Linked DNA regions of Homo sapiens: all the other regions are linked to region 2. Evidence: chromatin loops called from intact Hi-C (ENCODE). Cell type or tissue: PC-3. All regions are shown on one strand. Region 1 overlaps MBNL1 (muscleblind like splicing regulator 1). Region 2 has its middle 130 kb from the start of LINC02917. Region 3 overlaps LINC02917 (long intergenic non-protein coding RNA 2917).

Region 1 (2,500 bases), 260 kb after region 2:
TCTGCCTTGGCCTCCCAAAGTGCTGGGATTATAGGCTTAAGCCACTGTGACCGGCTGCTTTTTTCCTAGAATATATAGTTTGGGTTTCTTTTCCACTCGTGATGTGATTTAAAAAATTGAACCTGTTGTATATGAATGTGGTTTTGTAAACTATAATATTTGGTATCATATACTATATTTTTTTCTATATATATATATGCTACTATATAGTCATATAGTAGCATTTTTTTTTATAGCTTTCTTTGGAGTTCTTGGTCTTAGTGTCTAAAATAGTGGCCATAAAGGAATTTGGAAGTTAAGTTGTTCTTGCTGACCCAAAGAAAAATCAGATGTTTCTGTTTAGGACACTGTATGTGACAAACAAGGAAGTTTTTATTAATTTATTTTTTTGAAGAAGAATTGATGAGAGAATAATGAGAATTCCTCCAAGATTAAAAGTAAATTATAAGATCCTGTGCTATTTTAATGTAAGCCAACATTTGAATTTAATTTGACTTCTATTTTCAGTAAATTAGAGTGAAATTTTAGGGATGTCTTTATCTCCTATAGTGTGTGTTTTGCCAAGATTTATTAAGGGTAATTTTGGATTTTAGAAAATGTACAGTTTCTAAAGGCTTGTGAACGTTTTATATTGATAGAAAATGTAAGTAAGACTAGTAACACATTATTTTCTCCAAAGGATCCTGTGACTGACACAAAAAATATGATATAATATTGAATCTGCCAAAAGATGCACTGTTAATCTAGGGTTATGTTATGTTGTTATTTTATTAGGTATGTGATACTATGGTGTGAATTTTAGAATATAGGTAATTATTTAAGTAATTACTGTAATTCTAAACATCTTCTGAGATGTTTTCTCTAAAGCAGAAACTCAGCTTTTACTCATGTTTAGATAATGTGATATAGCTGTTCTAGATATTTGAGATTAGGGTTGAGGCAAATTGTTGACATATAATTAAAATGTATTTTATAACTAAAATTTAGAAGAATGGAAAAAGTTTACATTGTATTTATAAGACTTTGCTAACATGCTTTATGACATTACGGAGAAGTACTAGGAAGAAGGAGATCTTTAAAAGGAGTGATATTCTGTTTGCTTTGCTGGAGTACCTTATCAGGAAATTTGAAATCTTAGCCCTTTAATTGTGATATCTGTTAATTCTAAAACTTACACTGAATTTAACTTTGAAGGTCAACATATGGATTTTTTTAAAAACAATATTTACTCTATCAAAAGATTAGTTGTATTTTTGACTTGAGGAAATAGCTTAATCTGAACAGCACGAAACTTGACAAAAAAGTTTGCTAATACATAAATATTGGCTATTTTAATCTGTTGAAAACGGAAGGCTAGTACCAAGGGAGACGGTAGTAAAATTATAGAAGGAGCTAGTGAAAAGTAAACATTATGCAACATGAAAAGAATACTAGGGGAAAAACTGACAGAGTAGAATAACAGGAAGATTAGTCACTTCTGGAAGGAAAAAAGTAGGTAGGGGCAGGGGGATGAAGTACTTTAAACAGGAATGTGGAACTGGAAGTGCTAGGGCTAAAAGACAGATGTGAGCTTATTTGGGAGCTAAACTGGGCTTTGAAAAAGGAATAATACTGGTAGCATTTAATATCAAAATTTAAATTTTATGTTAACAATAAGAAAAAAATGGAGAAAAATTTTTGTTAGGGATTATAAAATGCCTGTTAAAATAAAAAGACTTATATTTACTCCTTTGTGGAGCTGAATTGGTTTCGGTCAGACAGCAATGTCAAATGCAAATCAAGAAAATACATTTCTGAGGCCAAGGCAGGAGATTTCTTGACCCCAGAAATTTGCAACAACCCCAAGGAACATAGTGAGACTCTGTCTCTACCAAAAAGAAAAGAAAAGGAAAAGAAAAGAAAAAAAATTAGCCAGGCATGGTGGTGAGCACCTGTAGTCACAGCTACTCAGGAGGCTGAGGTGGGAGGATTGCATGAGCTTGGGAAGTCAAGGATGCAGTGAGCCATGATCAGCCATTGCACTCCAGCCTGGGCAATGAAACAAGACCCTGTCTCAAGAAATATACATATATATTTTATCTTATATATATATATCTTATATATTATATATATATATAATATATATGTCATATATAATATATAATATATATAAGAAATATATATATAATTTCTTTCAAAACCGGTCAAAGTTCTTTTACTTTCAAGTGATGGATAAAATAAAACCATTGTGGATATCATGGGATATATGTGCTATTGGTTTGAAATAATTTTCACTTTTGCATTTATTTATCTGTCAAAGGAGTACCAATCTCTAAATATTTTAAGGATTATTTCTATGAATTCTCTAAAAAATATAAATTGTAACTGTCTATATCATACAAAAATATTTAGCAATCCTTATAACAGAAAACAAGATAGTAAACATTGTGTGTATGTTCATGTGTGTGTATGTGTGTTTATTGGTAGTCTCATTAATCCCTAGTCTCTACTGACGTTATTA
Region 2 (2,500 bases):
CGCACCCGGCCAAGATTTTTTTTTAATTTATGAGTAGAGACAATATCCTAAAACCAAGAAACATACCTTTCCCTTTACTTAGAGTTTATTCTTCTTTCAAAAAGAGAATTTGATTGAGTTAGTTGTCCTCATTGCATCCATTAAGGGCCTCAGCTGGGCAAAGTTCTTGCAAATCTTCTCAGGCATTGTTGGTTCCCTCTCTTCCCAGCACAGCCCATAAATAACCATGAGGATAAAACGATGGAAAAGAAAAAAGAGTAAAAAATAAAATAGCCTATCAAAAGTACATAAAACGAACTCCTTAAATCATAAAATCGAAATCACAATTTCATGTGTTCTTAAATAAAACAAAAATTACAAACCTCATCAAGATGGAAACAGAAAGCTACTGCTACTAAGTCTATCATGTAAACTGTAACCTCTCATAATTTGGTCACACCAAGCCTATGGCTAATGTCGCTGTCTCAGATCCAGACATCTGTGGCCAGGAGAGCCAGGTTGCTTTCATCTACAGTAGTCAAAGCTAGAACCATAACATTTTAGTAGTAAAGAACTAGTTGTGATAACATTCTACAGAAAGGATTGTACACTTTTTGAAGGAATTTGTGCATCTATTCTAGAAAGCAAAATCTGCTGTTCTGGAAATTTGCCATAAGGTGTATACAATTGTACTTCAGCCACACAATCTGAATGGAGAGATACATAATTTGACACTCTGAGGCTGAATTCTGCCCCAAACTCTGTAATTAACTATGCAGAATAGTGAGCATACATTCATAAAAATATATTTAATTATTTATTTAAACCACATTAGTAAACATTAATTTACTGTTTGTTATAAATGTTACTTAAAGTCATTTAGAGGCATAATTTTAAAGTGCAATTTAACATTAATTTCATATCCTTTTTATCTTTTTCTTAATCATTTCGCCCTGAATCATAAGTGATATTACAAAGATATAGTGATATTTTGTTCATTCATCTAGCACAGAATTTTGCAATAGCAGCATGGCTGACACTCTGAGCTGGATAATTACTTGCTGTGGGGACTCTCCTGTGATTGTAGGATGTTTAGCAGTCCACTAGATGTCAGGAGTAACTGCCCTTTAACTACCACCAGTTGTGACAACCCAAAATTTCTCCAGATAATTGTTGAATATACATCCCACTCCCAGTTGAGACCACTGCTTTAGCAGAATGTTAAGGCTTTCCAGTTTACACATCTTGCAGTAGCTGCCATCCTAATCCTAGGGAGCTCATTGGTTATCATTGATTAAGACGTAAGACTAAGCTAACTGGTCCTTAGTTTACTTTTATAACCTATTCCATACTCAAACACACATAGCAAGAAAGAAACAGGAGATTGAGATGCTTCTAGGAGCATCCTTGTACAGTTGACGCTCTTTATGCGGGAGAAGAGATAGGTTCCTGGACTCCCCGCATGTACCAAAATCCCGCATATACTCAAATCCCAGTCAGTCTTGTGGAAACTGTGTATAAGAAACGTCAGCCTGTCATATACTGAGTTTCCAGTCCAGCCTTTGGTTGAAAAGAAATCAATGTATAAGCGGACGCGTGCATTTCAAACCTGTGTTCAAGGGTCAACTGTATTTGTGCACAATTCCAAAGTAGTATAAGGAAGGAGAATGTCTCAGCTTTCTTACCCCTCATCCCCAAAGCAGAACCTGATACTAAAGCTTTTATGAAAATGGATTATTCAGAAAAAGAACCCAAAGATAACAATTATGTTTGTTTCTTCAATTGGAAGGTGTCATTTTCTTGCCAGCGGACTTAACCTGATACTTTCTCTCTTCCTTTAAAATCAGTTATGGGCTCTGCATTATATATGTAGTTCCATGTTAGCTCCCAATAACCAGATCCAACTAACCAACTCTTAACTATTTGCATAAAATGCTGTTTTCGGTAACAAATTTCATCAGTTCGATAAACAGTGTCTCATGCAAAACAAACCATTTTGAATACAATAAAGCATTATTATTATTTATATTTTTACTTTTTGAAAGAGAGTCTCGCTTTCGTCGCCCAGGCTGGAGTGCAATGGTGTGATGTCGGCTCACTGCAAACTGTGCCTCACGGGTTCAAGCGATTCTCTTACCTCAGCCTCCCGAGTAGCTTCGATTGCAGTCGCCCGCCACCACGCCCAGCTAATTTTTGTATTTTTAGTAGAGATGGGGTTTCACCATCTTGGCCAGGCTGGTCTCGAACTCCCAACCTCAGGTGATCCACCCTCCTCGGCCTCCCAAAGTGCTGGGATTATAGGCACAAGCCACCTTACCAGGCCAAAGCATTATTTCTGAATTGAGATTTACCTTGGTTTAGTAACAGGCTGTTATTGGAAAATCATGACCGCAGTTGACTCTAGATGGAACTGTTAGCCAGGAAGTCACCAATATTCCATTTCTCATTCTCGGAATGCTTTGTTCATTCCCAGGGGGATGATTTTATGCAGTGGCAGAGTCGGTCTGATCTTCCTCTTGCT
Region 3 (2,500 bases), 100 kb after region 2:
AGTTGACAGTAAACTCAATATGATTTCCCTTTGTATAGTAATTGCTAAGAAAAGTTAATTACGTTATTATGTATTAATTGAAATATGTGTCCAGAAGGGAGGAAAAATAATCATACAATATCCAGTTAATATGTTGTGTTGTATTTAGTGTTCAACTTACAGAGAAACTTTCACAAATTGGAATTTGTCTAAAGCAGACCACCTAGAATAATGAGGGACTTGACATTAGGTTACAAGAATAAAAGCAATAAGAAAGGGACAATTTAAGCTGTTGTTTTCAAATTTGAAGGGAGGACTCAAAGTTTTAAACTTGCCTGTAGCGCTAATCTTTGGATCAACATTAAATAAATAAACAAGTAGAGTTGACTCAAAAGATAATCAGCTTAGTTAGCTGTATACTCATTATCAGTGGGGCCATAAAAACAGATGATGAAGGTAATTCAGGAATCAGAAGTTAAACTAAGTTTTTCCTAAGACACTTAGAAGATTCTCTAAGATTTATGATTCTTTAGGTTTTAGTTGCTATGTTGTTGATGATGTTTAAATGAAATGCCTCACTCCAAGTACCTTGCCATGGCATTCTCAATTTTTTTATCTGTTACCTACCCATATATCCACCTTTGTCTTCTACTATGCCAGTCTTGAGTCTTGTGCACTTGGTGATATTTGACCATTTCTTACCTATAAGAACAGCAATTTCATATGGTTAAATCCAATAATCTAAATTTTCTCCAAAGATGCCTTAAACTTTCCAGCCTCTAGGTATATATGATTCCATTTCTGTAATGTAACAGTCCAGAACACTCTCCACCTCCACTTATTCAAATACTACTTTGTGTTTAAAGTTCAGTTTGTCCACTCATCCATGAAGACTTCTTTAGTCATTTCAACGTCTGATTGTCCACCTCTGCACATCTTTAGGACTTCTCACCCAGGACAAATGATATTGCTTTATATGGTTATTTGCCTTCTGCTATTAAGCCCTGGCTCTCACAAGTGCCATACCCAGTGTTTATCGAGCTACAGTATGACTTTCCAAACAGTAGAGGCTCAATATCTAGCTGCTGATGATACAGTTGCAAAGTTCAGAAGTGGCTAACCACTCTGCATCTGAATAGAACTGATGCTGAATGAAAGGCTATCATAATTTCTCACAGGGTCTCTGACCCATGATTCACTGTAAAATGTAATTAACATACAGTTCTCATACTTTGTAGTTAGCAGAGACAAAACTGAACATTTGTAGGTACATTCATATTAGGAAGGCTTTGGGCAGTGCAGTTACCAGGGTTATTTGTGTAGAACTATGAATTAAAGAGTTTTGCAAAGGCAGATCTAACATTCTTTTCCGCACAATGAGGTAAATCTTCCATTTGTACATTCACTCCCATTTTCATCTCTTTCTCTCCTTGAAATTTGTTTTGCAAGAACATTTTAATGCATTTATCTCCTTCCTTCAGCTTGTGAAATTACTCATGCCTGGGATGCATAATCGAGAGGTGTCCTGTTACATCCATGGGATTTGAGGCTTTATGAATCATTCCAACATCAGAAGAATGTTTGTATAAGAAGAAATAGATTTATATGAAAAAATGTATAAAGAATTTTTAACAACCCTGGCTCTTGGTTTGGGCAGGCTTACAAGGGAGAATTTCTATGTATGCAGGCAGCAAATACATAGTTGGCAACATTTAAATATTAAAATAGCTTCATGAAGGCAGGTGCTTTTTCACTGGGAATTTGCAGTGTGCATTTTCATCAATTTATCCTCCTCATTTTTACACATTGGAAAGGAATGACTTTAATCCTCAGATTAGCACATGGCAGTCCTTTAAAACTGGAATTACAATTTCTCCAAGCACACGGACATACCTGGTATGGAAAAAGGATAATTATCTTTACAGAAAAGCTACTAGGATGATTTGCCTGAGGGTGGATATGAAATCCTCTGGACATATTTCAGAGAAACAGCAATTTTTAAAAACATGATAGTTAGCTACTCTCTACTTGAAATAATGAGGTTTGTTTTTATTAATGAGAAGTTCTGGAGTTCTGTTTTCATAATGGTCGAGACATTGTGTGTGTGTGCATGTGTGTGTGATCTCTAAAATTTTATTTATACTTATTAAAATTAGGTTTTAGGCTACCAAGAATTTTTGAGAACACTAGAGGCTCCTTGTCACAATAGGAATCATCGGAATTTCAGTAAATGTTATTTAGTCTAGGGAAGCCCTTTCAAATGAAATGGCTAACACTGGAAATAATGCTGGGCATAGGAAGAGTGTGGTTTGTGGTTAGAAAGCCTGCAACTTCTAGTTCTCCAAAAGATCCTTTTTGCTGTATTCCTGTTCTCCTCATTTTTTGAAGTTTCCTAGCATATTTGATTTTCAGAAACTTTTCACAAAAATACCTGAAATTCTTTCACATAAATGAAAATGAATCATTAAATGTAAAACAAAATATTTGAGCTGTAATGGAGACCTGGGTCCCATCAAATCCA

Evidence for each region. Hi-C counts contacts between places; a loop is a spot of excess contacts. Peaks named below come from ENCODE experiments on the same cell type or tissue, not always from the same donor. Only the 100,000 strongest peaks of a DNase experiment are listed, where the experiment ranks them.
Region 1: a loop joins it to region 2, with 3 times the contacts of the local background. A loop is called at or near these places in 3 of 110 quality-filtered maps.
Region 3: it touches region 2 in a loop (2.4-fold over the local background); 8 of 110 quality-filtered maps call a loop at or near these places.

The regions. Positions count from the first base shown.
Region 1 is chr3:152,327,593-152,330,092 of GRCh38, forward strand. All of the region lies in intron 2 of MBNL1 (muscleblind like splicing regulator 1), which reads left to right. Among named protein-coding and RNA genes, the nearest start is that of MBNL1-AS1, 59 kb to the left of the region's middle. In PC-3, no CTCF peak of the experiment used is centred here; a DNase peak (open chromatin) is centred at 1,469; H3K4me3 peaks cover 982 bases; H3K27ac peaks cover 2,104 bases.
Region 2 is chr3:152,071,052-152,073,551 of GRCh38, forward strand. No RefSeq gene overlaps it. Among named protein-coding and RNA genes, the nearest start is that of LINC02917, 130 kb to the right of the region's middle. In PC-3, CTCF peaks have their summits at 1,083 (motif pointing right), 1,289 and 2,388 (motif pointing right); a DNase peak (open chromatin) is centred at 1,080.
Region 3 is chr3:152,174,193-152,176,692 of GRCh38, forward strand. The region is part of intron 1 of LINC02917 (long intergenic non-protein coding RNA 2917); the gene reads right to left. LOC101928166 (a long non-coding RNA gene) reads right to left here. Exons shown (of 3, transcript NR_136178.1): 2 at 607-681. Among named protein-coding and RNA genes, the nearest start is that of LINC02917, 30 kb to the right of the region's middle. In PC-3, no CTCF peak of the experiment used is centred here; a DNase peak (open chromatin) is centred at 1,509; H3K4me3 peaks cover 955 bases; H3K27ac peaks cover 1,806 bases.